Regions from separate parts of the Homo sapiens genome. Here region 1 is linked to region 2. Evidence: read pairs that join two places in POLR2A ChIA-PET (ENCODE). Cell type or tissue: MCF 10A. All regions are shown on one strand. Each heading gives the region's core, and the rest is flanking DNA. Links, peaks and the distances in the headings are about the cores only.

Region 1 (8,881 bases), core at 506-8,505, 110 kb before region 2:
AGGGGGCTTGTCCTCCACATTAATTCAACTGTAGACTCCCTTGGTCATCTCTTAATCCTTGTCATTACCAGACACTGAACACCTTAATATTCTCAATTTCACTCTGGCCACTGCCTCTCGTTTTTATAGCTCACCTCTGTGGAATTACAACTCCAGCACTCCTTCAGTTTCACAGGGATATCTAATCCACTGACCATTCTGTCTTTTCTCTGTCCCTCATCCCTTCAAGTTTTCTCTCCCCTCTTTACCCAGATTACATTCTATGATCGGACATTACAATCACTTTCTTTCAGAAACCCTGAACTCTCTTGGCCCCTTTTGCTTTGTGTTTCTCACTTGGCAGAACCACAATCTTGATAAAATCCAACCCTCTGTCCGTTCTGAGTATGCACCTGCGCTGATTAACAGACACATTGACTGTTCTCAGTCTAAATTGGTGGTTCTCTGTAGGGAGCAGCTTTGTACCTGGCACCCCCCACCACCCCCACCGCCACCGCCCCTGTCAGGGACATCAGTGTTTGGAGACATTTTTATTATCACACCTGAGGGTAGGTGCTACAGGTATTTAGTGGGTAGAGAGCCCAGCCGTGTTAAGCATCCTGTAGCTCACAGGCCAGCTCCCCACAACAAACACTTAACTGGCCTAAAATGTCAACAGTGCTGAGATTGAGAAACGCTTCTCTAAATTATTGATCATGAATTTCATGTGGGCCCTAGTGTTACCTGACAATCATACTACCTTTCCCAAGTTGACTCACCCTCTTGTTTTCTCAGAGGAATATTTTATACCTTCTCTCTCATCAAAACTTCATCTGCTTTCCACTTCTCACTTGGTGGAGGATCTTGCCTCTTAGTTCACTGAGAAAATGGAAGCGACCAGATGAGGACTCCCTCCAATGTCTCACCCCTGCACCCACCCGCCTACCAGCCTCCACGCCTAAACCCTCTGCCTTCTCTCCTGTTACTGCAGATGACTGGCTGAGCTCCTGGCTGAGGCTAACCCCTCCGCTTGTGCACTAAATCCCCTCCCATCTCGCCTACCCAAGGACAGTGCTCCAGCAACTCTCTCCCTTCTCAAAAATTTCCTTTTTACTTGATTATTTACATTGGCATATAAACGTATTATAATTTCTCCCATCTTAAAAACAGGCTGGGCACAGCGGCTCACACCTGTAATCCTAGCACTTTAGGAGGCCTAAGGAGGATCGCTTGAGGCCGAGAGTTTGAGACCAGCCTGGTCAACATAGGGAGACTCCGGTCTTGGCTCACACCTGTAATCCTAGCACTTTAGGAGGCCTAAGGAGGATCGCTTGAGGCCGAGAGTTTGAGACCAGCCTGGTCAACATAGGGAGACTCCGGTCTCTACAAAAAATTTTTAAAAGTTAGCAAGGGCTGGGCACAGTGGCTCATGCCTGTAATCCCAGCACTTTGGGAGGCTGAGGGAAGCAGATCACTTGAGGCCAGGAGTTCAAGACCAGTCTAGCCAACATGGTAAAACCCTGTCTCTACTAAAAATACAAAAATTAGCTGGGCGTGGTGGTGCACACCTGTAGACCCAGCTACTCAGGAGGCTGAGGCAAGAGAATCGCTTGAACCAGGAGGCAGAGGCTGCAGTGAACCAAGACTGTGCCACTGCACTCCAGCCTGGGCAACAGAGCGAGACTCCGTCTCAAAAAACAACAAAACAAACTTAAGTCATGGTGGCGCACGCTTGTACTCCTCGCTACTCAAGAGGCTGAGGCAGGAGGATGGCTTGAGCCCAGGAGAGAAAGGCTGTAGTATGCTATGACTGCACCACTACGCTCCAGCCTGGGCAACAGAGCGAGACCCAGTCTCTCTCTCTTTTTTTTTTTTTTTTTTGAGATGGAGTTTCACTCTTTGCCCAGGCTGGAGTGCAATGGTGCGATCTCAGCTCACTGCAACCTCCACCTCCCAGGTTCAAGCAATTCTCCTGTCTCAGCCTCCCAAGTAGCTGAGATTACAGGCACCCACCACCATGCCCAGCTAATTGTTGTATTTTTAGTAGAGATGAGGTTTCACCATGTTGGCCAGGATGGTCTCGATCTCTTGACCTCGTGATCCACCCGCCTCAGCCTCCCAAAGTGCTGGGATTACAAGCGTGAGCCACCATGCCCAGCAAGACCCAGTCTCTTAAAAAAAAAAAAAAAACAGCAACAAAAGGAGAGTGGGAGGCTGGGGGAGGGATAGCATTAGGAGAAATACCTAATGTAAATGACGAGTTGATGGGTGCAGCAAACCAACATGGCACATGTATACCTGTGAAACAAACCTGCATGTTGTGCACATGTACCCTATAACTTAAAGTATAATAATAATAAAAAAAAACACAAAAATAATTGTAACCCATTGCCCACCCTAGCCCTGCCCGCCTTCCTATCTTCTTTCTTGGTTTTATTTTTCTCCATAGCATTTATCATGCTCAGACACACAAAATATTTATCTATTTTTGCTGTTTGTAATTGTCTTTCTCCCCCCACTAAAATGAACACTCCGTGAGGGCATGGCATTTTGCCTGCTTTGCTCACAATGTGTATCCCACTGAAGACATCCAATAAACAATTTATCGAATAAATGAATGCATCTACCTGATACCTCATCAAGAAATTGATGACCACTAATTATCATCTTTGAACCTCTGATTGGTGACCTCTGGCAAGGCTGAGGACCTTTAGCTCTAATCAATGGGCAAAAGGTTGACCTCTTTGCTACTGATTGGCTTTTCCTTTTCATTATACCCTTGGGCTGGATGGGGAAGCTGTGTGAATCAACGCTTCATAAGCCTTCCTCTCTGAGAACTAGGGCTTCCAAGGAATTGGATATGAAAAGGCAGAGAGGAAGGAGGAGGATATGAGATGCCAGACGGGGGAGGGTGGGGGGGACAGGTCCCAGAAGAGGTCAGCTGGGACCCAGGCAGGATGGCATTGTGGCTGCGGGTGCCAGAGTCAGCCTGCCTGGGTTAAGGTCCTCAGTCAGCCTTGACTGCTGGGTAATCCGTGGTAAGTACCCACTGCTCCTGCCTCAGCTTCCCCACCTCTCACATGTGGTTGATCCTCACAGCCATCTCTTGGGGTTGTTCTGAAGATGAAATGAGATCATCTATGTAAGAAGCTGGCACTTAAAAGCACAGAGAGGGCACCAAGGAACGTATGGTCTGTCCTTATTTGGGGAATGGGGGTGGAAGGCGCCCAGCAGGGCATGGGGCGTGGTATGGCAGAGCCAGGACTAAGGGTCTGTAGCCTCCTAAATCAGGGCTTTCTCCGCAGGATTTCCCATGTTCTCACCATCTACAGAGTCACTCCCCTCCACCCTGCTGCCCCGTTCCACCAAGTGGCCCTCACACTAGGTGGAGGAGCCCTCACAGATCTCTTTCCTTCAGCCTGCCGTTCTTTCTGCAGCACCAGGGCCCTGGGACCAGCTGGTGGTTTCCACCAGAGCAGCCTCGGGGTGAATTTAGTCAGGAATGTGCCCTCAGCTCAAGAGAACCCTCCCCAACCTTCCACTCCCCATACCCACCCCCGACCGCAGGTTCCCCACCCACCCGTGGCCTGGCCAGCAGCAACCTCCACTAGCTCGCTAGCTCAGTGACGGTGACGTCAGCCCTGCAGTGCAGGCTGGGCTGGTTTACCCGCAAGTTTCACCTCTCCCTGGGGAGACTGGATTACCTCACCCTGGGAGCAGAGTGAATGATTAACCAGCTTCATCCTGGAGGGCCTCAAAGGCCCGTCCTGGGGTGTAGGCCTACAGGGCAAGGGGCTGCATGGTCACATACCCTAGTATGCGGGTTCACATACCCCAGCCGGGGCTGGGGTATGTGACCGCCCCGTCCTTGGCCACTGCCCTCTTATCTGCATCACTGCTCACAAGTGTCATAAAAATTTGTCTACAGCATATATAAATATACATATGACGTGGAAGGCTTCCGATGGCAAATAACATTTTCCATTTTGCCTAAGCTTGGGTGGCTTTTTATTCATCTATTGTTGTTTTAAGTACACATTTCCATCTAAACTTAGATGTATGTTTAGGCTGGCCGCGGTGGCTCATTGCCTGTAATCCCAGTACCTTTTAGGGGGTTGAGGCGGGTGGATCATTTGAGGCCAGCAGTTCAAGACCAGCCTGGCCAACATGATGAAACCTCGTCTCTACTAAAAAATACAAAAATTAGCTGGGTGTGGTGGCAGGCGTCTGTAATCTCAGCTACTCGGGAGGCTGAGGCAGGAGAATCACTTGAACCTGGGAGGCGGAGGCTGCAGTGAGCTGAGATTGCACCATTGCACTCCAGCCTGGGCAACAGAGTGACATTCTGTCTCAAAAACAAAAACAAAAACAAAACAAAAAAAATAAACTTAGATGTATATTTAAAAATTGCTTTTTACCCCTGAAGGTCTCAGCATCCTACCTGCTCTATTCATTAGTGTTTAGATTACCCATGACACCAGAAGGACTTCCCAACCCAGAAAAAGATCCAGGAGTTGATATAAAATATAGAACTACTATAATATTAGCAACTTGGAGCAGCAAGTTCTTGACTTGGGAAAGTAGGAATTCCTCTCATTAAGAGATGTTTGCCCACAGGGAATGCTGCATAGAAAAGAATTTGGCTGGAACTCTTTTTTTCCACTATGACTCCATTCACACTTGAATTGTTTCCTTTTACTTTTCTTTTTCTTTCTTTCTTTTTTTTTTTTTTTTTTGAGACAGAGTCTCGCTCTGTCACCCAGGCTGGAGTGCAGTGGCATGATCTCAGCTCACTGCAACCTCCGCCTCTCAGGTTTAAGCGATTCTCCTGCCTCAGCCTCCAGAGTAGCTGGGATTACAGGCGCGCACCACCATGCCCGGCTAATTTTCACATTTTTAATAGAGATGGGGTTTTGCCATGTTGGCCAGGCTGGTTTTGAACTGCTGACTTCAACTGATCCACCTGTCTGGGTCTCCCAAAGTGCTGGGATTACAGGCGTGAACACAGCATGTTTCCGTTTTCAAAATAAGATATGTCCTAATTGCTGTGAATTTTTAAAAGAGAATTATTTTCCATGACACATTCTGTTTTCAGATGTACTGACTTTAGGAGTTGGTAAATAGTCCTCTAGCAATGCAAATGCAAATTATATATTAAAATATGAATTTTTTTCTCCAGAAACATCACAAGATTCTGGATTTTTAAAATCATAAAGCTAACAAATTATACATATATGTATGTAAAGATGTGTGGTGTGTATTACACACGTGTATAGGTACAAATCTTGAAAGAACACAATGGGGGGGCCAGGCATGGTGGCTCACACTTGTAGTCCCAACACTTTGGGAGGCTGAGGCAGGCAGATCACTTCAGCCCAGGAGTTTGAGACCAGCCTGGGCAACATAGTGAGATCCTGTCTCTAAACAAAACAAAACAAAACAAAACAAAAGCCTGGCATGGTAGTGCATACCTGTTGTCTCAGCTACTCAGGAGGCTGAGGTGCGAGGACCGCTTGAACCTGGGAGGTTGAGGCTGCAGGGAGCCACGATTTCGCCACTATACTGTAACCTAGGTGAGGGAGGGAGATCCTGTCTCAAAAAAACAAACAAAAAAACTATAAAAGAAAGACATTCAATAAAACACATCAGGATTGATGATCATGTATATACTGATTTATTCACAAATATTTAACGAGCTACTATTATCTATGGAGTACTGTGCTAGATACTGAAGGTACAAAGTGGGAAGAGAACAGAGTGATCCCTTCTCTCAAGGCTTTATAGCGTGTGAGATTAGCAGATGACATCCAGTGAACCGCACCATTGAGTGAGGCCTGGCTGCTAGTTAGAGATCAACTGAATCAGGAAGGATAATCAATTGGTTTGCAGGGCTGGGCTGCATGGAGGTATCCAAGGCACAGATGGAGCAGTAGCACCTTCCACAGGCCTGGGGCACACAGGGCCACTCAGCACGAGGGCCCATCCCTGGCAATGAACGTGCTCCTTGGAGAGAAATCTCACATCCCAGTATTTCTGGATCATTGTGCCTAGAGACCATAGTGGTAGGAGTGATATGGTTTGCCGTGTCCCCACCCAAATCTGAACTTGAATTGTATCTCCTAGAATTCCCATGTGTTGTGGGAGGGGCCTAGGAGGAGGTAATTGAATCATGGGGGCCCGTCTTTCCTGTGCTATTTTCGGGATAGTGAATAAGTCTCACAAGATCTGATGGGTTTATCAGGGGTTTCTGCTTTTGCTTCTTTCCCATATTCCCTTGCTGCTGCCATGTAAGAAGTGCCTTTCATTTCCCACCATGATTCTGAGGCCTCCCCAGCCATATGGAACTGTAAGTCCAATTAAACCTCTCTTTCTTCCCGGTCTCGGGTATGTCTTTATCAGCAGTGCGAAAACGGACTAATATGAGGAGTCTGCCTACTGCAACCTTGAGTGAGGATTCTCTGCAAGGACCTCAGTCCTCCAGGGAGATTGGCTCCCTCTCTGTTCTGGAAATGGCTTTGTTTTCAGCCCAAGTCCCTGGGGATTTCCCAATCTCAGTCTTTTCACTGCACAGATCCTGCCCTAAGTATTATCACTGCTGCTGACTCAGAACCTTCAGATATGGGACATCTAGTCATTGGGTTCTACTTGGTTTCTGGGATGTATATGGATCCACAACAGTACGAGGTCCCTTGGATGGCTTTGTTTGGGCACATTCCAAGCCTGCTGGTGCCATTTTCCCACACCAGTCAGATAAGTGTGAGAAAATGGCACCAGCAGGCTTCTAATGCAGCCCACAGATGGGCCACCTATCAGCTGTTTGTCAGGTGTGTACAGAGCAGATGGCTAGCCCTGTGTCAAAGGCCTGGGAGCACTAAGGCTCCCAGGAGAGCTCAGTGGCACCTGCTTGGTTCTTTGGATGGGGAGCTTGCATTTGACCCCTTTTCCACCTCCTCTTTCTCCTGTTCCCAACGTGTGTCCTGAATTTCACAGATTAGCAGATCTAGTTATCCCCACAGACAGAGATGAGGGAGAAGTCCTCTGTTCTCACAGCCTGTTGAATTTCCATCTTTAGTCACCCTGTACCATTGCCACATCTGCAGACATCCTAAATTCTAATATATTTTAATGTTTTCTATTTATTTATTTGTATTTTTTTGAGATGGAGTCTTGCTCTGTTGCCCAGGCTGGAGTGCAGTGGCACAATCTTGGCTCACTGCAAACTCCTCCTCCTGGGTTCAAGTGATTCTCCTGTCTCAGCCTCCCAAGTAGCTGGGATTACAGGTGTGCGCCACCACACTTAGCTAGTTTTTGTATTTTAAATAGAGACAGGGTTTTGCCATGTTGGCCAGGCTGGTCTTGAACTCCTGACCTCAAGTGATCCACCCACTTTGGCCTCCCAAAGTGTTGGGATTACAGGCATGAGCCACTGCACCTAGCCTGATGTTTTCTCTTTAAATAGACTCCCCTTTACATCATAAGTGAAACAAGTCAGACATGAAAGAACAATTATTCTATGTGATACCTAGAATAGGCAAATTTACAGAGACAGAAAGTAGAATGGTGGTTGGTAGGAGCTGTTAGGAGGGGATGTGGCGAGGCAAGAATGGGGAGCTAGTGTTTAATGGGTACAGAGTTGCAGTTAGGGAAGATGAAAATGTTCTGAAGATGGGTGGTGGAAATGGCTGAACCACAATGTGGCTATCCTTTTTTTATTATTATTATTAAGATGCAGTGTCTTGACCAGGCTGGAGTGCAGTGGTATGGCTCACCCCACCCTCAATCTCCTGGGCTCAAGTGACCTTTGACCTCAGCCTCCCAAGTAGTTGGGACTACAGGCATGCACCACCACACCCAGATAATTTTTAGCTTTTGTATAGTGATGAGATCTCCCTTTGTTGCCCAGGCTGGTCTCAAACTCCTGGGTTCAAGTGATTCTCAGCCCTGCAAAGTGCTGGGATTACAGGTGTGAGTCACCGTGCTCAGCCTCCACAATGTGAATATACTTTAATGCCACAGAACTGTTTTTTTAAAATGGGACCTACAGCCAGGCGTGGTGGCTCACGCCTGTAATCCCAGCACTTTGGGAGGCCGAGGCAGGCAGATCACGAGGTCAGGAGATCGACACCATCCTGACTAACATGGTGAAACCTTGTCTTTACTAAAAATACAAAAAATTAGCTGGGCATGGTGGCGGGTGCCTGTAGTCCCAGCTACATTGGAGGCTGAGGCAGAAGAATGGCGTGAACCCTGGAGGTGGAGCTTGAAGTGAGCCAAGACCGCACCACTGCACTCCAGCCTGGGTGACAGAGCGAGACTCTGTCTCAAAATAAATAAATAAATAAATAAATAAAATGGGATCTTCCAGACAGCTGAATACATGGAGGTTCCCAGAGGGTGGTGTGCCCAGGGAGGGTGTAGAAGCTCCATGCCCCTTCCCACATGCCTTGCCCTACACATCTCTCTGTCTGTATCCTTTGTAATATCCTTGATCATAAAGCAGCAAACTTGGCCGATTGCAATTCTGGCAACTCTGGCCCAACTCAACCCTCTCTTTGGACCACAGCTGAGAAACGAAACCATCTGGTATCTGATGCATCATTGACCTTAAGGATGAAGACATGCTCCACAATACTCATAAGGTCATGGGAAGAGAATTCCTTCCAGGTGCAAAATCACCTCCAAATCCAAATCACCTTTCTTGACTTGCCTATTTTGGGCATCAGCCACCTTAAATGTTAAGACTGCATTTGAGTATCTTATTCAACAATGCAGTATTCCTTCTTTTTTTTTTTTTTTTTTTTTTGAGACGGAGTCTTGCTCTGTCACCCAGGCTGGAGTGCAGTGGCGTGATCTCGGCTCACTGCAAGCTCCGCCTCCCGGGTTCACGCCATTCTCCTGCCTC
Region 2 (8,881 bases), core at 220-8,219:
TCCCCAGTAGCTGAGACCACAGGCATGTGCCACCACACCCAGCTAATTTTTGTATTTTTAGTAGAGACAGGGTTTCACCACATTGGCCAGGATGGTCTTGAACTCCTGACCTCAAGTGATCTGCCTACCTGGGCCTCCCAAAGCGCTGGGATTATAGGGGTGAGCCACGGTGCCCGGCCAAGCCCTGTTCCTTTACCATGCCTTTTTCTCCCACCAGCTGGTAGGAATAATTTGCCTTGGGTTACATAAAGAGATCAGGGGCCCTGACCATTAGCCAAGATGTAGGAGATGATTGGCTCTTATTTGGTGCCTCCATGTCCACATGAAGACCCCTGATATCCCATCTGAATAGACTGCTTTGATTCCCTTTTTTTTTTTTGAGACGGAGTCTCACTCTCTCGCCCAGGCAGGAGTGCAGTGGTGTGATCTCGGCTCACTGTAGCCTCTGCCTCCTGGGTTCAAGCAGTTCTCCTGCCTCAGCCTCCCAAGTAGCTGGGACTACAGGCGCGTGCCACCATGCCTAGCTAATTTTTTTTTTTTTTTTTTGTATTTTTAGTAGATTCGGGGTTTCACCATGTTGGCCAGGATGGTTTCGATCTCCTGACCTCGTGATCCGCCCACCTCGGCCTCCCAAAGTGCTGGGATTACAGGCGTGAGCCACCGCGCCCAGCCCAATTCCCTTTTATCTGCAGGAACCACCTATTCATCAGGGCCTTAGGATGATATAAGAACTGAGTACCCAGGACTGACACCCAATGACAAGGTCCAGCAGCGGTTTCCAACCTGAGGTCCACAGTTGGGCTTCAGAGATCCCCTGAACCCCCTGAAACTGTACACAATCTGTGTGTGTGCAAAGTTTTGTTTGTGTGTACATTTTTCTGGAGAAAGGGTCTCTCACTTCTTTCAGATATCAAAAAGTTCTGAGAGCCCCCAAAGTTAGGAACCACTGAGGAAGAGGGAATGGCTTCTTCTAGCTAAGCAGGGAGAATTAAGTGTGCTGTAATTACCCAAACCCCGGCAGCCTGCTGCAGTCTACCCCATCCCCAACAATAGAGTCTGAGGAAGGAGGCCCAGTTCTTGTTTGTCTCTCATCCCAGGGGGTGCTTGGATAAGAAACTTGAACTTCTCTGGACCTCAGTGTTTCTGAATGTAAAACTGGGGAGAAGGGTTTCGGTCTCCTAGGAACTGTAAATAAGACTCACAACATGCTTGGAAATGGTTTCGATATAGCATGGGGAACCATCACTGCTCTTTGGCAACTAGAAGATCCACAGGCTACCAAGTAAATGAGAAGCCCAGCCTGGCAGAATGTGACCTTGGCAGAGGGGGATGCTGGGAGGACCTTCAAGGAGCCAGGCTCCCCGGCACCAGTAGGTCTTGTTCAGCTGTGAATCGGAGCTAAGGTGGAATCAGATTATGACTTAATTTCCCTGCTAATGCCTCCCTGTCTCATAGGCTCCTCATTTAAGGTTGGAAGTAACCTGAAGTCATGCAGCCCAACCTCTTGTCTCAGACTTCAGTCCCTTCTGCCCCATCCCCTCTTGGGTCAGTTCCAACTATCAGAAAGTTCTTTATATTGAGTTAACAATCCGGCCGGACATGGTGGCTCATACCTGTAATCCCAGCACTTTGGGAGGCTGAGGCAGGCAGATCACCTGAGGTCAGGGGTTCGAGACCAGCCTGGCCAACATGACGAAACCCCATCTCTACTAAAAATACAAAAATTAGCCAGGCATGGTGGTGTATGCCTGTAATCCCAGCTACTCGGGAGACTGAGGCAGGAGAATTGCTTGAGCCTGGGAGGCGGAGGTTGCAGTGAGCCGAGACTGTACCACTGCACTCCCAGCCTGGGTGATAGAGCAACACTCTGTCTCAAAAAAAAAAAAGAAAAAAGAAAAAAAAGAAAAAAAAATCTATCATTCCTAGAATGTCCACCCATTGTTCCTAAGTCCCCTTGGGCACTCCAAGACTAGTTATTCCATAGGACAGTCTTTGACACTTTTAAATATTTGAAAATGACCCTGTTGTTTCCTAGGACAAAACATCTCCCACTTTTCTAGCATCACAACTTTTTCAGAACTCAAAGGATGTTTTAGGTTCCTTTTTTTTTTTTGAGACGGAGTTTCGCTCTTGTTGCCCAGGCTGGAGTGCAGTGGCGGCACGATCTTAACTCACTGCAGCCTCCGCCTCCTGGGTTCAAGCAATTCTCTTGCCTCAGCCTCCCAAGTAGCTGGGATTACAGGTGGCCACCACCATGCCTGGCTAATTTTTGTATTTTTAGTAGAGATGGGGTTTCACCATGTTGGCCAGGCTGGTCTCGAACTCCTAGCCTCAGGTGAAACCCCCACTTTGGCCTCCCAATTGCTGGGATTACAGGCGTGAGCCACCATGCCCGGCTGATGTTTCAGGTTCTTAGAAGCAGTGTATATAATTTCTTTCCAGCTCACATTAACCTGCTGAGCAGCTAGACACACTAAACTCAATTTCTATTTACAGCCAGACCTCATAGGGTGAGTAGAAAAAACCCAATGGCGAAAGATCTGAGACAAACAGAGGCCAAATGAACAGGCACAGGTAATTCAGAAATTCAGTGGTAGGCATGGGAACAGAGCCCAGGGGTCCCAACTCTTCGTTTCTTTCTGGAAGACACTCAACTGTGATTATACACGGGGTGGGCAGCAATGCCAGTGTGGTAGCCCCAGAGGATCTGAAAACACTGGAGTGACCGGGACACTGGAATTCCAACTGCAGCCCACATGGGGTGGTTTTCCTTGGGAAGCCTCTCTAAAGAAGGGAATTTAGCTTGCCTGCTCTTTTAGAATGTGCCAGCGGAAGTGGCAAATTTAAGATTAAAAAGGGGACCTTGTGGGCTGGAGATGGGGTGCTTTTCCTGTATATCACAGGAACTCTTGACCCTGGCAGGGGAATTTGGGACTCTTGGGTTCTGTTTCTGGCCTGCTATAGTCTCCAACTCTCTGGATATGATGCTGGTCTAGAGGGGGCCCTCCTGTCAAAGGCTCAACTGCAGACCCAGAAACCGAACCCACCCGGGTACCTGTGGATCCCTGTCCCAGAGCACAGCTATAGTAACACCCTGGGGAACGAGGAGATACCTAGGCCCAGCTGCATTTCTCAGACCTAAACGCCTAGAACCCAAGCCACCTAGGCCTGCAGAGTCAGGTCAGAGTCCAGGTGTTATGTGCCTGCTCTGGGAATCCAAGAGCCTAAGTCAATGCCAAGTTTAACCAGAGGGTCTCTGACCCCAAGGGCAGAGCCTAGGCAGACAGAGCCCAGGGGTGTTAGCTCCGAAAATTACTGTGCCAAAACCGCAGCATTGGCCTGAAGATCCTGCCCTGTCAGGTCAGGAGACAGGAGACACTGGGTCGAGAAAGGGCAGAGGTCATTTGCAGAGCATGTTTGGGAAAGGAAGCCAGTGTTCAATTGTGTAACCACAGGATGCCCGCCCCTCGAGCTTTCCATCTGCCTTCATGCCTCAGGTCCAATGAAGTGACGTCCCCTGCCTTCTAGGACGCTGAGAACTGTCGAGGAGGCCCATCTTCTGCAAGGTGGGGCAACAACACGGACAGGTAGAGGTACCTAGGCCGGCTGGATACATTCCTCTGCTGACCTATCTCATCAGTATCTTTGGTTACTATCTGGCCAACTCACAGTTGTGGGAAACCTCAGCTTTGGGACTGGGGCCAGGTCCCTGGACAACCCCAGCCCCTGTCCCATGCTTCCTCGACCCACAAGCCCTGTCTAGCCTGGCTCTGACAGGCAGGCCGCAGCCATTACGGCAGCCTCAGCTCACACCCATGGAGCTCATCTTCCCCTTTTTTGAGAGAGATTTTAACTCCTTCCCCACCACTCCCCTGGCGCTGAAAGACTTACAATCACCCACTTCAGTGTTGACGACCCAAAGCCCTTAGAGCCACTCTCCCAAGGCCCCAGTGGGCCGTGCCCCTACACCTCATCCTCTCTTGTCGGGAGCACCTGCTCCTGCAAACTTCTGAGCCAGACGGAGTCTCCAAACTCCCGTTACCATGCGATCCTCCCTGGACCCCCGGCTAGACACTGCGGGTCGGGGAGAAGTTGGGGAGGAGTCTGGGCTTGAGCCAAGGGCCTCAGCTGACTCCTCTACCCCGGGGGATACCTCCCCTCCCCCTCAATAGGGCCGGGGCTTCCTCTTCCGGCAAGGAGGGGTTAAGCCCTCTGGGTGGGGCTGGGCTTGCCCAAACCCCCTCCTCAAGCCTCTCGGCCGCCCCGTCCCGTGACCCTCTACCCGCGGGACAGGAAGGCCCGTGCACTTTCGCCCCGTCATGCCCCCTTGCGCGGGGGCCAGAGGGGGCCCGTCTCAGCCGGCAGCGGGTCCCTCCTGCTTCGAGAGCCCCTCGGTGCCGCCTGCCCCGTGGCACCGGCCCTGTCTGTTCGTCCCCCTTCCCCTGCCCCCAGCCGTGCAGTACCGGCCCGGGTGAGAGAGCGGGTCGCGCGCCGCCCCGGTCCCCCACGGCACGGGCCGTACTAGGCCCCAAGCGCTCGGGGCCGGCTCCTCCCCCGCCCGGCGCCCGGCCGTGCCCGGCTATGCCAGGCGGCGACCCCGGCTCAGCAGGGCGCGGCGCGGGCGGGGACAGGCCCGACCCGCGGCCCGCGCCCGGGGACCCCGCGCCCGACGCCCTCGTACCGCGATCACGTTGACGAAGGTGGTCTTGCCCGAGTACTGAAGCCCGACCAGCGTGAGCTCCATCTCCTCCTTCCAGAATAGGGCCTTGAACCAGTCCAGCAGCTTGTTGAACAAAGCGATCATGGTCGCTGCCGCCGGCCCCGCCCGGTGCCAGGTCCCCGCCGCCCCTCGCTGCCCTCGCGCTGCGGCCCGGAGCGGCCCCTCCCCGGTACGGCCCGGGTCCCGCGGCTCGGTGCGGGCGGAGGCTCGAGCGCGGCTGCCGACGACTCGCTGCCCCGGAATCGGCTCGCCGATGGGTGTGGCTTCCGCGCCCTCCTCCTCCGCCGCCGCCGCCGCCCTCCCTCGCGGCCGGGCCGTGTCCTGCTCGCACCCGAGCGCGCGCTCCTCCCTCGCTGGAGCCGGGGGGCCAGGGGCCGCACCCGCAGGTGGGGTGAGCAGGGAATCCGCAGGTGGGGTGAGCAGGGAATCCGCAGGCTTCAGCGGCGGGGGTTGACCGGCAGCTGGCGTCGAGAGGCGCTTGGGAAATGGGGTCTAATTTATTTTAGACCCTGTCCCCGACTGCCGCGCCCTGACTGGCACCCCCTTTCTTAAAGGGTGGTGGGCTCGAGGTGGGTGAGGTTCCGGTTAAGCAGGAGCCTTTTCAGGTTGAAGGAGAGTGGGTCACCCACTTCCCAGGACACGGAGATGAGATCTCTACGACAGGGAGGCAGATGGAGGCTTTTTTGTCCCTGAACCCTTGCCTCTGAGCATTCCTGGGTACAGTCCCATCCTCTCAAAATGCACCCAGTGCAGAGGGACAACCGTATTCGGGTCTTTTAATACTCCATCTTGTTTTGTTCACCACAATTTACCCCGACCACTTGTTAGGAAGCCTCTGGCCCCAAGTGAAACGGACGCTTGAACTTGCTCCGGATTTTTACCAGCATCCCCAAGATACCCAAACAGATACAGTCCTGGCAGGGGGTTTTCAGTGAGGAACGTCTGTGACAAAGGAAAATGTTGCCCTGTTTTGGTGAAAAGCAGAGTATTCTTCAGGAGGAGAAGTGATAGTTCTCCTCTTGAAGTGGGTCTGGAGTGCCTGCAAAGATGCCTTACTCCTGCCCCTCTCCTTGCAAGACCCACCCATAGGACCTGCTCAGGCAGGCTGACAACCTCAGCTGGCAGTCCCGGGTAGGCTCAGGCTTCGGGCAGTCCCCAGCCTATGCTGGCTGCCCGTTGGGGTTTGGTTTTCAAATGTAGTCATATGTAGTCTATTGTTTTAGTCAAAAGTGGGTAAACTATCAATATCAACCATATCTGTCCAATCAACTGGAGTTAGATGACCCCAAATAGTCAAACAGTTACCAAAGTAGAAGAATCACAAGGTTTCGGCTAGCATAATATTGTTTTTTTTTTTTTTTTTGATGGGGTCTCACTGTGTGGCCCAGGCTGGAGTGCAGCGGTGGGATCTCGACTCACTGCAGCCTCCACCTCCTCGGGCTCAGGTGATTCTTCTACCTCAGCCTCCCGAGTAGCTGGGACTACAGGCATGCGCCACCATGCCAGCCTAATTTTTGTATATTTGGTAGAGACGGGGTTTTGCCATGTTGTCCAGGCTGGTCTCGAAGCCCTGAGCTCAAGCCATCTGCCTGCCTCAGCCTCCCAAAGTGCTGGGATTACAGGCATGAGCCTGGCCAATATTCTGGTTTATTAAGCACCATCTTTCTAACCTCTGCCCTTTATAAGTCCTCCTCTAGCTCCTAAGATAAAGGCTATGGACTGAATGTTTGTGTCCCCCCAAATTCATAGGTTGAAGTCCTAATCCCTAAAGTGATGGTATTAGGAGGTGATTAAGTCATGAGGGTAGAGCCTTATAAAGGGGGCCGGTGGGATTAGGGGGAAGAATACCAGCCCACAACCTTTTCACCATGCAAGGACAGAAAGAAGGCTCTGCCTAATAGCCAGACACTGAGTCTGCAAGGGTCTTGATCCTAGACTTCCCAGCTTCCAGAACTGTGAGCAACACATTTCTTTTTTTCTTTTTTCTTTTTTTTTTGAGATGGAGTCTTGCTCTGTCATCCAGGCTGGAGTGCAGTGGCATGATAGCTCACTGCACCCTCCACCTCCAGGGTTCAAACAATTCTTCTGCCTCAGCCTCCCGAATAGCTGACTACAGGTGTGTGCTACCACGTCCGGCTAATTTTTTGTATTTTTAGTAGAGACAGCGTTTCACTGTGTTAGCTGGATCTCCTGACCTCGTGATCCGCCTGCCTCGGCCTCCCAAAGTGCTGGGATTACAGGCATGAGCCACCACGCCAGGCCAGCAATACATTTCTGTTGTTTAGAAGCCACATGGTTTACGGTAGTGTGAATTGTTACAGCTGCCTGGGTAGGCTATGAGGGTCCACCCTGTCTCACTTCCTAAATTGACTTTGGTTTCACCTTACTTTATGTCCTTGGAAGTGCTAGAAAAGTGCATATCCCAAGGGCAAAGATTTGCAGCCTGCCTGTCCCTGGTCTGCAGTCTTTCTCTCTTGCTACAAAGAGGCCCCAGAGGGCCAAGAAGAAGATGGAAAGAAGGAATGAGTCAGTCATCCAAGAAGTCTTTATTTTCCCACTTGGTTACTGTTCTGGAGCTTGTACCCTCTGAGCTCTGAGATGGGGTTGGGGGGACAGTGCCAGGGAGGGCCTGTGGGGCTGTGCAGTTGCTTCCCTCTGGGCTGGCTCTGAGCCCAGGGCAGGATCAGGCACTTGAGAGCCCCCCACCGAGCCTCATTGGCATAGACAGTCGTGCCTCTCACAGGGCTCAGGGGAGGTGGAGGTGTGGGCAAGTCCATCCCCAAGGCTGTAAGGAAGGAGCAGCTCCTCCATAAGGCCAAGCAGAAGCATTAGGGAAATCATCCTCAGTTTTAGCACTGCGTGTTCTTCAGGAGAGAAGTCCTGAGTGAGGAGGCCCAGCTGTTCTCCAGATCCAACTCCTCGGGGGTTTCCACAGAGAGCTGGTATCAAGGCAGCTGTCAGGGGCGGCGTGCCTGGTGATGCGGCATCTTACCTTCATCCCCATCTCAGAATGGGCAGCCAGTCTCAGATTCAAGGAGGAGGAATCCTGAGGTGTGGCGTTCAGTCCTGAGGTAGACCTGAGGTCCCCTGGAAATTGTGTTGATGCTGAGATGGATGAGGGGTGCTCATTCTCTCAGGTAGACAGTGAGGAGTCCTGGTTCAGCCGAGCCTCCATGTCTGCATGGATGGTTATGACCCTGATTGTTTTTGGAAACAGCCAAGCTCTCTAGGTGTACTCAGCAAATGCAAGGTATAGTGGGTCCTGCATACCCAGGGTATTATTTGAGCCATGGAAGCAAAACAGAGACTGCTTAGCCTCCCTAAGAGTAGTTGGTGGGAGTGGCCAGCAACCATGGAGGCAGGAGCAGCTCCTCTTTGCCTCTGAGTAGTCCCCACATGTTCCCTCTTCCAGAGATTTCAACTGCCAGGCCTGGTCACCTCTGTAGCCTACTCTTATGACACATGGGTGGAGGCAAGGGTAACCAGAGTCCTTGTTCTTTCTTTTGATTGGGGTCATCCAGCCCTTCCGATGTGTGGTCAGGGAGCAGAGTCACTGATAGGATGTTGAGACTTGGAGATCAGGACCAGACTTTTCCCCATTCTTGCATCTGGCCTGTGCTTGGGCAGGACCTCGGGTGAAGGATGATCTTGGAATCACCCTTTTGTCAGCCCCAGGAAGGAGTGGCTGGAGTGGCTTCTAGAAACTTCTCTCATTACTTTTCCCTCATGGCAGCTAAGCACTTATGTTCATGTTATAGAACAGGAAACTGAAGCTCACAAAGAGTGTCTCAGAGAACACCAGGACACCTGGGCTTCTTTCTTTGTCTGTCATAAATGCCAGCTCCTGTCTTTAAGTTCAGAGAGACATTGGAGGTTCCCCTTACTGTCCATCTGGGGCCAACAGAGGAAGCAGAGGAGTGGCCAGTGTTGAAGACCTGGAATCCGGCCCCTTGTCCTTACTGCTGCTGCTTCCTGTGACTGCAAGCACCACTAAGGAGGCACTCCTTCCCCACACCAACCCAAGGGGTACCCCCAGATCACTCGGCCCACTTTCCCCAGACCCACCTTCCCAGGCTTGAGGGAGGTAGGCACCTGGGCCACCGGAGGGTGGCAGGGGTCAGGGGCTGGGTTCCTCAGGCAGCTGGCCTGCATACAGGGCCA

The links. ChIA-PET counts read pairs that join two places held together with the same protein. Peaks named below come from ENCODE experiments on the same cell type or tissue, not always from the same donor. Only the 100,000 strongest peaks of a DNase experiment are listed, where the experiment ranks them.
Region 1: POLR2A ChIA-PET joins it to region 2 with 12 read pairs; 3 of 35 experiments call an interaction of 5 or more read pairs at or near these places.

The regions. Positions count from the first base shown.
Region 1 is chr1:202,031,348-202,040,228 of GRCh38, forward strand. No RefSeq gene overlaps it. Among named protein-coding and RNA genes, the nearest start is that of ELF3, 25 kb to the left of the region's middle. In MCF 10A, for the core only: no CTCF peak of the experiment used is centred there; a DNase peak (open chromatin) is centred at 3,644.
Region 2 is chr1:202,139,769-202,148,649 of GRCh38, forward strand. ARL8A (ARF like GTPase 8A) reads right to left here and starts at 4,969. Exons shown (of 7, transcript NM_138795.4): 1 at 4,682-4,969. The coding sequence starts at 4,804. PTPN7 (protein tyrosine phosphatase non-receptor type 7) reads right to left here. Exons shown (of 10, transcript NM_002832.4): 10 at 7,248-8,881. The coding sequence ends at 8,838. RefSeq lists silencers at 3,910-3,959, 4,460-5,169. In MCF 10A, for the core only: no CTCF peak of the experiment used is centred there; a DNase peak (open chromatin) is centred at 4,993.